2 separate regions of the Mus musculus genome follow, and region 1 is linked to region 2. A link is a contact called in ENCODE POLR2A ChIA-PET data. All regions are on one chromosome and are shown on one strand. The core of a region is the stretch at or near the end of the contact, and the rest is flanking DNA. Distances in the headings are between cores, read along the strand shown. Region 1 holds the start of Scarletltr (Scarletltr, erythroid developmental long intergenic non-protein coding transcript). Region 2 holds the start of Snapc5 (small nuclear RNA activating complex, polypeptide 5).

Region 1 (6,857 bases), core at 3,755-6,254, 95 kb before region 2:
GGATGGTAGCCTCTACCATTGAGGTCCTAGAGAGTGGGAGGCGTCTGCCTTATCCCTTCCAGTCTACTCAGCCCCTAATGTGTGCCTGGCACCTCCAGGCTCCGTAGCAATGTTGACTCCCAAGACTGTAATCGTCTTTAGCAATTCCATGTGCCTGGGATGCGATGCTAGCGTGTACCCCATCGTAAAGTCATTGTACCTTTGCCTCTGAAGCAGATGAAGCAGAAAGAGACTCCAGGAGGTAAAGACACTTGGCTGAGGTCACCCAGCCATGCAGGTGGAACTGGCACCCTATGGTCTTGCCCAAACACTCAATGCAGGCTCCCTGCGAATAGTCTATGCTCCTGCAGAGATGGCAGTGGGCAGGAAGGAGCCTTGAGTCTCTCCCAGTCTGTAGGCTGTGAGGAGGCCCTGCCAGGCTTTGGAAGACACCCTACTACAACCCTGACCACCAGAGGGGCACAGGAATCCCCAGAATATCGTCTTCACCAAGTCCCAGTTCTTGGAGGTTAAGAGCTGTCCCTGTGATTGGCAGGGACAGGCAGAGCTTAGAGAAGATTAAGGGGGCCACACTCTTATTTTTTTTTAAGATTTATTTATTTATTATGTGATTTATTTATTTATTTATTATGTGAGTACACTGTAGCTGTCTTCAGACACTCCAGAAGAGGGCATCAGGTTTCATTACGGATGGTTGTGAGCCACCATGTGGTTGCTGGGATTTGAACTCAGGACCTTTGGAAGAGCAGTCAGCGCTCTTAACCACTGAGCCATCTCTCCAGCCCCCACACTCTTATTAAAAACAAAACAAAACACCCTGTGTTAGAAACAAAGCAAAATGAACCCTACTGCCCACGTGGCCCTCCCCTCCAAAAGTGCTGACTCAGCCCTTCCACATTCTAACTGTGTGTCCTCTGAGAAGTTGGTTGACCTCTCTGTGCCTCACTTTTTCTTACTCATAGAGTAGGATTCCAAACAGCATCTACCTTACAGACAGGGGGTCGTGGGTGGTTCTGTGAATTAATACATATCAAATGCTCAGGACAGGTCACACAATGTCAAGTGAAACCGAGACGTTCGATTTTCAGGATGTTCTGTCATTGACCCTCTCTGGCATCCTGGTGAACTCAAGTGCTTTCTGGAGTTTTTTCAGCCCCAGAAATCCATGGGGTGGCCACACTGTGTACATATGCACACGGTGACCCTATCATTTGCAGTAAAAGGATAATGGCCTTATACTCTTGACCCAAGATGACCTGCCCAAGTGTCCTGTGGGGAAAGAGAGGGGTCATGAGAGGTCAGCAGAAAGTCACCTCCATGGTTATGTCCCATGACTCCTTAGGCATCTGGAGAACAGGGGCCAAGCCCCCTCCTCATAGGGCAGTTGGGGGATTCAGATAAATACCTACCCCAGGAACACTTCTCTGTGACCGGAGGCCCACCTGCACATCAGTTATGATTCAGCACCAGAAAAGGGGCAGGGGTGGGGCAGGCACTCTGTAGCTGAGGAAGTGGGGCCCGACAGCAGCAGACCCAGGGCAGGGACCGGACCAGGGAGCAAAAAGATGGGGGAAGACACAGCTTCTGGTGTTCCTGTAGCTTTGGGTAAGTTTATCTCAACTGCAAAGAGGGAAGAAGCAGGAGCAGGAAGCGGAGAGAAGGAAGGGGTGAGGGTAGTGAAGAAGAGGGGAGGGGTGAGGAGGAGAGAAATGGAAATGGTTAAGGTGGGGAGGGAGGGAGGGAAGGAGGGAGGGTAGAAGGAGGGAAAGGGATGAAAGAAGGCAGGAAGGAGAGGAGAGACAGTGAAGAGATGACAGAGAACAAAGCGGGGAAGGGGATAAAATGGGAGAGGACAAGGTCAGCACAGAGGTGAGCCAGCGCGGGGGGGGGGGGGGCAAGGGGGTGGGGGGAGGATATTCAGGGAACCCCACTACCCCCACCCCCAGCCACACAGGCTGGAGTGGCAGCCACCCACCCTCCAATGCCATCTCCCTGCTATTCCCAGTCCTTTCTGAGACCAGAGGACACGCCCCATAATCTTGTCATTCAAAATAAAAGGTGCAGGTCAAAGGTGTGTTCCCTTCAGAGCCCTCAGCACACCAAAACCTGGGCCAGCCTCAGCAGCCCCCTACCTCCTTCCACTGGGTCATAAACCTAGGCTGCCCTGTCTCAAAGACTGGCCCATTGGGACCACCGGCATGTGGATGCTTCTCTTCTTCAGTTGTGTGAGAACAAATTGTACCAAACTCCTACACTGCTGGACAGCCTGGCTTTCTAGGGGAATGGGGACTAAGTCGGGACATTCTTCTGCTTCCAGGATAACAGACCAAGCCAGAGCTAACTGCAGGATTCTTCCTGAAGCAAGGAAGGGTTTCACAGCCCTGACCACTAAGTCCTTGCCTGTGAGCTCCAGAAAAGTCAGAGTTAACAACTCGGAAAGATCTGTGTTCCCTTCTTTTTACATTTAATATGTGAACACTCACAACAGGATGTGTATATGTGGATGGAGGTCAGAGAACAACCTTGGATGTTGGCTCTTGCCTCTCACTCTGTTTGGCAGTCTTTTCTTCACCTCTGCCTACGAGAGGCAGTCTGACCTGCTGGGTTTGGGGATTTTGTCTCTTCCCCACCCCACCCCCAGCCCCCATTTTGGGATTACAGATTTATAGTACCATCTGTATGTCCAGCTTTCTGTGAGTTCTGAGGATTTGAACTCAGTACCCACTAAGCCATCCATCTGTCTAGACCCTGTCTCTCTGTCTCTCTGTCTCTGGCTCCCTCCCTTCCCCAGGCTCTCGCTGTGTAGACTACTCTGTAGTGAAACTCAGACCCTGACCATCTCTTGCGTCTCAGCACTGAGATCAAAGGTGTGCGCCACCACACCCAGGGTCTGTCATCCTTTATGAAGAAGTACATCACATCAAGCTAGGAAATCAGTGGTAAAGCCCAAACTAGAAAGACTCAAAACTCATAAACTCTTTTTTAGATTTATTTCTTTATAGGAGCCAATGAGATACTTAGCAGATAGAGACACCGCCAACCCTGAGGACCTGAGATTCAAACCTAGAATCCACCTGGTAGGAGAAAATCAACTCTCTGGAATTGTCCTCTGATCTCCACATGTGTGCCATGGTATACATGTGCTTTCATGCACCCATGCACACACACACACACACATACACATACAATAAACAAATAAACACAATTTAACATTTATTTTTGGCTTTTTTGTTTTCTTTTTTAAAGTTTTTTTTTAAGACTTATTTATTTATTATACATAAGTACACTGTAGCTGTCTTCAGACACACCAGAAGAGGGCATCAGATCCCATTGAGATAGATGTGAGTCACCATGTGGTGGCTGGAAATTGAACTCAGCTCCTCTGGAAGAGCAGTCAGTGCTCTTAACTACTGAGCCATCTCTCCAGCCCTTGTTTTGTTTTCTTAGAGTGTTTTTTCTATGTAGCCTGGATTTCCTGAATTCTATCTAGATCAGGCTAGCCTCAAGCTCAGAGATCTGCTTGCCTCTGCCTCTTGGGTACTAAAATCAAAGGCGGTCCCACCATATCCAGCCTCAATCTTTACTTTCTTTAGACAGGGTCTTTTATATAGCCTTGGCTGTCCTGGAGCTCACTATGTTGGCAAGCCTGGCCTCAAGTTCATAGAGATCTGCTTCTCTCAGCTTCCAGAGTGCTAGATTTAAGTCCTGAACTACCACTTGGCATAAATATAACTTAATTTTTAAAAAATTGATTGATTTGTATTAGTATGTATGCATCTCTGTATGAGAGAATATGTGCACCTGTGTGTATACAGGTGGGTGCACCTGTGTATGAGACTATGTGCACCTGTGTGTATACAGGTGGGCGCACCTGTGTATGAGACTATGTGCACCTGTGTGTATACAGGTGGGTGCACCTGTGCATGCAGAGGCTAGAAAGCACTCTGACTATTCCTCTAAGTCTAAGTTTCCATGAAGCAGGGCTTCATTTTCTTGACTAGGCTGGGAGCCAGCAAGTCCCAGCAACCCTCTTGTCTCTGCCCACCTTAGAGCAAGGGTAACAATATTCACTTGGAAGACCCAGTGTGTTCCCAGGCTTGTTATATGGGAGCTGGGACCTGAACCAGTCTGGTCTTCATGTTTGCTCAACAAACACTCTTAACCATTGAGCCATCTCTCCACACCCCAAAACTCCTAATCATATTTTGGATGTTATTTTTATTATTTTTAGTTATATGTCTTGAATGTAAGTTTGTACACAAGTGCAGTGTACTCAGAGGCCAGAAAAGGGGGTTGGATTCCCTGGAACTTAAGTTCCAGGGGTTGTGAGCCACCTGTGCATCCTGGGAACTGAACTGGGGTCCTATTCAAGAGCAAAAAGTCTGAGCCATGTCTGCAGTCCCCTAAACTCCCAAACTCTTAATCAGCATGTACACTTTCTCTGGTCTTCCCTCAGAATGCTTGGGATTGGGTCCAGAACCTTACAAGATGCAAGGGAGCTAAGCCCTGTCCACAGAATGCCTAGTGCTTACTTCTAACCTGTGTACTCCATTCCTTAGCTCTTCATGGCCTCCAGGTTGCTTGTACCGCGTGTAGCTCAGTGTAAGCACTGGGGAAATGGTGAATCTAGATCGCTTAGGGAATGACAAGAGTTTGCTTGCGTTCAGAACAGATATTTTAGAAATATTTTGGTCTGAGGTCAGCTGGCTCCTTAGATGTGGGAGCCTGGATATGGAGAGCTGCCTGTTTACAAATGTGGCTTGAACTATTCCATACTCTCATTTCTGAAAAGGCAAGCGCAAACACACGTGGCTTAACTTCTTTCCCCTCCCATTGGGTACTAGATGCTTCTGAGGGCTGTCTCCCCCAATTCTTGCAAACACGGAACGCAGAACTGTCCCCCCCTTAAGACAGGGAGCAGAGATGTTTGTAGGTGACTGCTGGGTTCAGATCCACTTGCCCACGCTGAGGAAGTGTGGCTCACTGGCCCTTTGATTAACACATGGAAGGAGCCAGAGCTGTGGGCTGCTTGCTCGACTGTTTCCTTGGGACACATTCCCAGAGCGGGGTCACTGAACGCAGTAGATGACTACTTTTATGGCTTTCCATCCATATTGCCAATTCGTTATTACCAAGGGTGCTCTGAGATCCTGCCAACGCTGCACACTCAACTGTGCAGAGAAGCCTGTGGCCGCCAAACCATCCAGGCTTCTGCTGGGACCTGGCCAGTGGCTGGGGCTCCCAAAGCCCTGGTGGACGCTGAGTTTAGGGTGTTTTACAGTTTCACTTTGTTTTGCAGAATTTTCCTCTCTTGTGAAATCATTTAAAATGTGACTAAATGAGTTAAACCATAGTTAGGCTTGTCTGTTTTGAGGAAGAGAGAAATCTGAAAAACAAAATCCTTTTCGAATGCTCAGCCTCTTACTCAGCCTGGCCATGAAGGGGGTACCTGAGGAGGGGGGCATTTCAGGAGGGAAGCCCTAGGAGGAGGAGGAGAAGCGATAGCTTCGAGAGGGAGCCCAGGGGAGGAGGGGAACCAGGGGGAAGATTCACTGGGAGTCGCGAGTCCCGGGGGAGGTAGGCTCAGCCCTCGCCAGCTCGGCGTCCGATAAGGCGGGAGCGGCGGGGCGGCCCTGGGAGGGAAGGGCCCGGCTCGGCCCGGAGCGCAGATAACGCCCGGCACTCCGGCGCCCGAGACTGCGAGACGCCGAGGCCACAGGGGTGACGGCTGAGGGCACAGCCGGGCGGGGACCGGGACCCAAAGTCCCCCAACGCCAGGTCCCTGAGTGCCAGGTCGCTCACCCTCGAAGCCCCAAGCCTGACTCTGCACGAGATCTGGATACTGAGGTGCTCCCGTTTCCACGGGCGGGTCCGGGACCCCGGGAGGTCCAGGGACTTGACCTGGTCCCCTGGCCGCAGGCAGAGCCCGCCTGGGCAGACCGATCCCTTTTCTCTCCTGCTGCCACACAAGGGGGCTTTTCCCGCCAGCCGGCAGCGGAGGCTCAGGGCAATCTCTCCGGGTGGGATTAGCATTCTGCCTGTTCGGATTCTTTAAATTCCGCACTGAACATCCAGTCGGCTGCCAAACTGCTAGGGAGGCAGGAGGGTTGGGGAGAACAGGGCTGAGAGAGGCCTCCCCTGGCAACCCGAAGCTCAGGCTGAACTCAGGGAGCAACTAGAAGGCATTCCCTTACACAGAGACCCTCTTTTTCCTTACCCACTCACTGCAAAATCAGACCTAACAGCCGAAAGCCAGGTCTCTCCATTGGTTTGACCCTGATTTCCAGCGTCTTCCCTCACTCCCCATCCCTCACAGTTGGCCAGCCTCCGGGCACACTCCGGGCTTCATAACAAGTAAAAACTCACTCTCTCCTATGTACCTTCCCTCCACCCCTCAATATCAAAGGATGGAAAGGATTTTCCTGTATATCTATTAGTACACTGTAGCTGTCTTCAGGCACAACCGAAGAGGGCGTCGGATCCCATTACAGACGGTTGTGAGCCATCATGTGTTTGCTGGGATTTGAACTCAGGACCTCTGGAAGATCAGTCAGTGCTCTTAACCGCTGAGCCATCTCTCCAGTCCAGTTTTTCTTTTTCTTTCTTTTTTTTTTTTTGTTTTTGTTTTTTTTTTTTGTTTGTTTGTTTGTTTGGTTGGTTGTTTGGTTGGTTGGTTGGGTTTTAAGCATCCTCTAGAATAGTGCCCCAAGAAAGTTAGACTCCTTTGTAATGCAGCAACTGCTACCTATATATACTTACTGTGTGTGTGGTGCCTTTTATACAGCCACAATCTGAGACCAGGGAGCTCTCATGACTTGTCACAATCAAATAGGTTTTATTCCTGAGAGAAAGGCATT
Region 2 (7,166 bases), core at 1,644-4,143:
ATGGCGTTTTGTAGTATTTAAAGGAAGATGGACATGTAAATACTTTTTTGGTGTTTCGAGACAGGGTTTCTCTGTGTAGCCTTGGCTGTCCTGGAACTCACTCTGTAGACCAGGCTGGCCTCAAACTCAAGAAATCTGCCTGCCTCTGCCTCCTGAGTTCTGGGATTAAAGGTGTGTGCCACCACTGCCTGGCTGTAAATACATTGGAGAGAAGTCTTGCTGTCTTTTGGGGGGGGTACAGAAAGGGCTTTTGGGCTTGCAATGATGTTGTAATTTGCGTCTTACTCTGTTTTCAGTGACAGTTGCCTGCTGTCAGTAAGCTGAATCAGAAGGTTGACGAAAATTATTGCTGAGCAGCTCAAAACTTTAACTGAGATTTGAGACTTGAAATGGTAACAGAAAGTTGTGAATTTCATGGATAAAAGTGTCAGGTGTGGCTGCTGAAAGTTGCTTTGCCTGCTGAGACAGTTTTTCGTTTTGCTAAGATTGAGGATGTGGGAAGTCTTGATCAGAATACTAAAGCTACTTACTTTATAGGTCTATGCCTCTCAGAGAATGAGAGCTGGCAAGGGCAAAATGAGAAACCGACGGCGGATCCAGCGCAGGGGGCCCTGCATCATCTATAATGAAGATAATGGTATCATCAAGGCCTTCCGCAACATCCCTGGTAAATCCTTGCACGTGGTTTAACTGCCTATTCTGTGCAGGCTCACTTAGCTTGGTTATGATGAAATTCCACTTCATGGTCCGTGTTTCTGAAATAACATGATATTGTGGAAGTTCTGAGTCCTACGTGAGTGAGCTACGCCAGCCATGATGGCTTGAGCTTCTAAGTGCCCTAGGTAGCTTGAGGAGCCATAGAAGTTGTATTTCTCCTGTTGGGCATGCAGGCTTCCTGATTCTGCTTCCTCTTAAAGGTATTACTCTGCTTAATGTAAGCAAGCTGAACATTTTGAAACTGGCTCCTGGTGGGCATGTGGGCCGTTTCTGCATCTGGACGGAGAGTGCTTTCCGGAAGTTGGATGAGCTGTATGGCACTTGGCGGAAGGCTGCTTCCCTCAAGAGTAACTATAAGTGAGTTTTCCCTTATTTATTACACGTCAATGACTAATGTGTGCACTAACATCCTCCATAAGTTCTGCATTCACATTTTGTTTGCGTTTTCCATTGTTTGGATGTGCCTCACCTGTGATTATTAAATGAAGATGTAAAGGTTTATTCTGTATCTGGAGAGTTGAAACATTTAAATTAAAATTTGTACTGCTTTGTGTTCAGTTAGAGAATGAGACTTTGGACTTCTCTCTTCCTTCCCCCCAGCCTGCCCATGCACAAGATGATGAACACCGACCTTAGCAGAATCTTGAAAAGCCCAGAAATCCAAAGAGCCCTCCGAGCACCACGGTAGAGTTTTAAAACTTAAGGTCTAACACTTGATACGACCCCTTGACTATTAAAGGGATACATGTTGATTAATGAATGCTACCTCTTGATAGCAAGAAGATTCATCGCAGAGTCTTGAAGAAGAATCCACTGAAGAACCTGAGAATCATGTTGAAGCTGAACCCTTACGCCAAGACTATGCGCAGGAATACCATTCTTCGCCAGGCCAGAAATGTAAGTCAGTTTGGCGTGTCAATTTTTTTTTTTTATTAGATTGCCCCCTTCCAAGACAGGAACTTACTATGAAGACGCTGGCGCCCCCCCCCCCCCCAACCACACACACTTGTTTCTACCTCCCCAGGTACTGGGGTTAAAGATGTGAACCACGATGCGCTCATTGAAGATAAGATTCTTAATTTTCTATTTGTTTTTGTTGCAGCACAAACTTCGTGTGAAAAAGCTGGAAGCAGCAGCTACTGCACTGGCAACCAAATCCGAGAAGGTTGTTCCAGAGAAGGGGACTGCAGACAAGAAGCCAGCGGTAGGCAAGAAAGGAAAGAAGGTGGATGCCAAGAAGCAGAAGCCTGCAGGGAAAAAGGTGGTTGCCAAGAAACCAGCAGAGAAGAAGCCTACTACAGAAGAAAAGAAGCCAGCTGCATAAACTATTAAAAATTGTTAAATTCCAGAGAGCAAGTAGAGACCGCATATTTCAATAAATCAAACATGTGGTGACAAACCCTTGTGTGACTCTTAAATTGTGGATGTTTCCAAGCCCCTTGAAATTAACCTTTTGAAGAACAAGTGGCAAGATGTGAGACTTCATGGTCAAACTTAGGTCATCAGAATTATAGAACAAAATTTTTTAAATAAAATTTCATTCTCTAGGCTGCTTTGTTCCACATGGTAGTCTACTTTATAAACTGAACTTGGGATAAATAGCTAGGGGCCAAGTCCTATGAATAGTGTGTAGTTATGGTAGCCACTAGAGGGCCTATGATGGTAAAAGGGAATGGCGGGACCACCACAGCTATGGCCACTGTGTCTGTAGAGGTGCAGTGTTCTTTGTATGAATCAGTCTGATCATCCTAGAATTATCATCGTTTCCTCTTGCCTTGATGTTAAAACTGCTAGCAGATAATGATGAGCGTGGGTAAAAACACTCCCTGAGACAAGGCAGTTCCTAAAGGTTAGTAGCATTCCTGTCCTTACTAGGCTTAGGTATTTTGGGTATTTTGGTTCCTGCCTGCATAAGTAGCCTTTGCAGAGATTAAAGTCACTTGGAAAGTAGGTGACAGGGTGCTGAGATGAATGCTATCCTAAAGCCTGTGGGGCCAATTTACTGTGAGGGATTACCAAGGGACTGAAGAATCTCCATGCTCTTTGGGATTCCACTTTGTTTTCAGATCGTGGGAGCTAAGCCCCTACTGGCCCTTCAGAAAACAGCTACGAGAAAGTAAGCCCTCAGCCCGGCGCTGGTCTCCGCAGTCGGCGGTGACGTCATCACCGCGCGCCTAGTAGAAGGCAGCGCCCTAAGGAAGTGGAAGGGGATGTTGAGTCGACTGCAGGAGCTCCGCAAGGAGGAGGAAACCCTGCTGCGTCTAAAGGCGGCTCTACACGACCAACTGAACCGCCTCAAGGTGAGCGTACAGCTTTCCAGCTCTAGCCCCTCGGGACGTCGACGGAGCGCGGCGGTACAGCTCCAGGCCGCTAGGTGTTGAGCAGGTTTAGCTCCTGAGCCCGCATCTACCCCGACCCAGCACGCCGGCTCACGGGTTACTGCTGTTTATATGCACTAGAGGGGGCTTTAGTGTTGTCATGCTAGTACTGAATCTCAGACCCGCTTGAGGCGCGAATGAAGTCTGGGAAAGAAACTTGTCCGCTTGAGTTCCCAGTAACTCTTCTGGGAACAGAGAATGACTCGGATGCAGATTTAGGTGCGCTTTGATCACGTCCTAGACATAGGGGTAATTTGGTCCCTGTGAAATGATCATGGTAATCCCTGGTCAGCACTCATGGGCAAGATCTTTAAATGTAAGTGACATGAGGATTAGAGGAGCCCTTTATAAACTGAACTTGTATACTTGTGGTAAAAAAACGATATGCAGTTTTTCTCAGGGCATTTATAAACTGCCCACCCTTATTGCAACAGAACCTCTTACAAGTACATGATCGTGTGTTGAAGATGACCTCCCAAACGCAGTTACCCTGGTGCACCAGGAAACACGTGCATTTTTTAACATTCTGCCTTTACTTTCTCATTAATGAGTAGACAAGCTCAATCATAGGACATCCATCTGTGTCTGTGGAACCAGCTGTCTCCTGGGGTGAGGGAGGGGAGAAGTGGTCTCGCCTGTGTAACCCAAGCATGCTTTGAACCTAGTGTGTAGCTCAGGTTAGTTTTAAACTTATGATCCCCTTGCCTCCCACATTTCTAACCTTAGTGTAGTGGCACTTGCCTTTAATCCCAGCACTTTGGAGGCAGAAGCAAGTAGATATCTGTAAATTCAAGGCCAGCTTGGTCTACTGAGTTGTAGGACTGCCAGTGTTACAAAGAACCTCTTCATAGGGAAAGAAAGGGGTGAGGAGGTAAAGCTGCCCTCCCCTTCTAGAGCAGTTCAGGGATGCCAACCTATATGGCATCTAGTGGAATTCACTCACTATAGTAACCCAGCAGAATACTCAGTGAAATAAATATCTTTGACTTTTCTTTCCTAGGTTGAAGAATTAGCCCTTCAATCCATGATAAATTCTCGAGGAAGGACCGAGACACTGTCTTCTCAGCCTGCACCTGAACAGTTATGTGATGTAAGTTTAGTCAAGTACAGACTTCCAGAGAGAGTGTAGAGTCCCATTGTGCCCGAGCTCTTTGGGCAGGCAAATGCTGTATGGCACATTATTACCAAGTCCAAAGGACTCTGGGAAGTACCATTCAAATATTTGGGGGCCTGGGCGAATTTATTGTACACTGAACCTAGGACTTCATACAAGGTAAGCAAGTACGCTACCAGTGAGCTGCATCTCCAGCCCCTCATAATTTGTAGTTCAGTAATTAGCTAATCTATATTAATCATCCAGACAATAGCAAGTACGCTACCAGTGAGCTGCATCTCCAGCCCCTCATAATTTGTAGTTCAGTAATTAGCTAATCTATATTAATCATCCAGACAATAGCTTATCTTTTATACTTTGTCAAGTTTAGGCAGCCTCTACTCTTCTAGTGTACACCAATATGCCTCGCCTACCCAGGTCTCAGATTACTCCATCCTTTCCAGCTACTCAAAGGAACCCCAACAAGCTAGCAGTGGTTGTTGTGTGTTTGTGGTGGGGCTTCTGTTGAAGCAGTGTCTTTTGTACCCAGGCTAGCCACCGTATGTTCTTCTCTCCTCCTGGGATTACAGGCATGTGCACTCGTATCCTGTTTAGAAACTCTGCTCTCTTTAGGACTATGTCATGGTCGCTGCTCTGTTAAGTGTGGCTTCAAGTACAAAGCTAAGGATGAGGTGCAGGTATTACCCTACTCACGCTTACCAACTGCCTTCAACAGAGCCAATACAGTGTTCCTGAATATACCGTGCTTTGAGAATTCTTTATAAGCTATGTAGCCTACACAGTTACTTTACTGATGATTTCTAAAAGAGCATGGTAGGTAAGTTAAGATCATAGTAAACATGAAGGACTTATTCTCACCGCTTTCCAGGAATGGGAGAAACGAGAAAGAGGAAAGTCATAAAAAGATGAACCTAAAATTGAACTTTAAAGATATTTTTATAGGTGTGTGTGAATGCAAGTTCGTCTCCATTGAACATCAGACACCCTAGAGTTGGGGCTTGTAGCTATCCAGCATGGGTATTAGTACTCAAACTTGGATCTTTTTGGAAAAGAAACAAGTACTCTTTTGTTTGTTTTGTTTTTTCTAGACAGGGTTTCTCTGTATAGCCCTGGCTATCCTAAAACTCACTTTGTAGGCCAAGCTGGCCTCTGTCTCCTGAGTGCTGGGATTAGACGTGTGCACCACCATCACCTTGCAGGCAACAAGTACTTTAACTGCTAATCATTTCTCCAACTCATGATGAGATTTGATTTTAAAAAGAATTTGCTGGGCTGGCGAGATGGCTCTGTGGTTAAGAGTGCCGACTGCTCTTCCGAAGGTCCCGAGTTCAAATCCCAGCAACCACATGGTGGCTCACAACCATCCCTAATGAAATCTGATGCCCTCTTCTGGAGTGTCTGAAGACAGCTACAGTGTACTAACATATAATAAATAAATAAATATTTAAAAAAAAAAAGAATTTGCTGTTTTGAGGCTTAATTCTAATGCTGTTATTCTACAGTAATTCTAATGCTGTTATTTTGCACAGATGTCCCTACATGTAGACAACGAAGTGACAATAAATCAGACTACACTGAAGCTGAGCACAAGGAGCCCTATGGAAGAAGAGGAGGAGGAAGAGGAGGAGGAAGAGGAGGAGGAAGAATCTGATTCGTAAAGGGGGATCAAGGGCAGGGTAGTTATACAAACTAAGTCTTGGGTGCTTCATCTCTTCAAAGTCATCTTGCAGGGCCTATGTGAAAGATAAACTTATGAATGGAAGAGGCTCAGCCCATAAAGTATCTATATTCAAATATGAAGAGCTGAGTTTGGAGCCCCAGAATCTGTGTAAAAACATAGAGTGTCACATGCCTGTAACCCCAGCACTGGGGATAGGAAGAACAACAGATCCCAGAAGCACACTGGCCAGCCTGTCTAGCCAAACCAGTGAGTTCTGATTCACTCAGAGACCTGTCTGAAGAGAACAGTTATAATGGCATAGAGGCCCAGCACATCTCAATCCCAGCACACAAGAAAAGGGATTAAATAGCAAGCTGCAAAAATAAAAATTTTGTTTTGATTTTTTTCTGCTACAATATATAAATCAGTTCAATTTTACTACCAGAGGAATGGGGAAAAGTAGATAACATCTGATCATTATGTAAAAGATCATACAGAGTTTTAGCCAACTTTGGCATTTACATACCTGCATTCCCAAGCTTTGGGATGCTCTAGCAAGAGAGATTGACATCTGCTGTGAAGCCAGCCTGGAGGAGAATGAAAACAAAGCACAATGAAAGGTCTTACCATGGTGTAACCACTAGAGTATTAGGCTAAGTGAGATCAATTAGTAACTCTATTCCATCTCTCTTCTGAAAAAGACAAACACTATACAAATTGACCTAATTTCAGTCATTACCAGGGGCAGTCACATGGGATGTGATGAGAGGCAGAATGTCAGGTGTGACGGTCCACACAGCAAGTTCCAGGACAGCCAGGACTACTTAGAACCTGTCTCAAAAAATTTATACAGAAAAAAAGAGAACTGCCAGCAACCTCTGGCCATCAGCACACCTCAACACACACCAAATACATCATATACACCCCTGTGCTGACAACACAGTATATACACTATTCTAAAGAAACCAAGGAGAGCCGAGAGCCGGGGGTGGTGGCACATGTCTTTAATCCCAGCACTTGGGAGGCAGAGGCAAGTGGATTTCTGAGTTCGAGGCCAGCCTGGTCTACAGAGTGAGTTCCAGGACAGCCAGGGCTGCACAGAGAAACCCTGTCTCGAAAAACCAAAAAGAAAAAAAAAAAAAAAGAAACCAAGGAATATTGATGAAATGGCCTTATCTTGCGTGCACATGTATGTATGTGTGGACATGTGTACCACTATGTGCATATGGAAGTTGGAAGAAGTTGGTTCCTCTTTCACCATGTGAGTTACAAAGATTGTACTTAGGTTGTCAGGCTT

The links. ChIA-PET counts read pairs that join two places held with the same protein, here RNA polymerase II (POLR2A).
Region 1: POLR2A ChIA-PET joins it to region 2 with 15 read pairs in Patski. The contact joins the enhancer-like site here to the promoter of Snapc5 in region 2. POLR2A ChIA-PET finds 5 or more read pairs at or near these places in 2 of 5 experiments (Patski and embryonic stem cell).

What each region holds. Positions count from the first base shown.
Region 1 is chr9:64,079,232-64,086,088 of GRCm38, forward strand. Scarletltr (Scarletltr, erythroid developmental long intergenic non-protein coding transcript) reads left to right here and starts at 1,530. Exons shown (of 3, transcript NR_040743.1): 1 at 1,530-1,605. Within about 2 kb of position 5,005, at least 1 of the 3 ENCODE cell types and tissues checked has a DNase peak (open chromatin) inside an H3K27ac peak, as active enhancers do.
Region 2 is chr9:64,176,404-64,183,569 of GRCm38, forward strand. It overlaps Snapc5 (small nuclear RNA activating complex, polypeptide 5), which reads left to right and starts at 2,894. Exons shown (of 3, transcript NM_183316.2): 1 at 2,894-3,017; 2 at 4,096-4,185; 3 at 5,739-6,285. The coding sequence starts at 2,928. The coding sequence ends at 5,867. It overlaps Rpl4 (ribosomal protein L4), which reads left to right. Exons shown (of 10, transcript NM_024212.4): 6 at 538-667; 7 at 918-1,074; 8 at 1,318-1,401; 9 at 1,494-1,614; 10 at 1,820-2,159. The coding sequence ends at 2,041. Gm23136 (a small nucleolar RNA gene) reads left to right here and starts at 258; the gene lies at 258-356. It overlaps LOC115487261 (a small nucleolar RNA gene), which reads left to right and starts at 720; the gene lies at 720-790.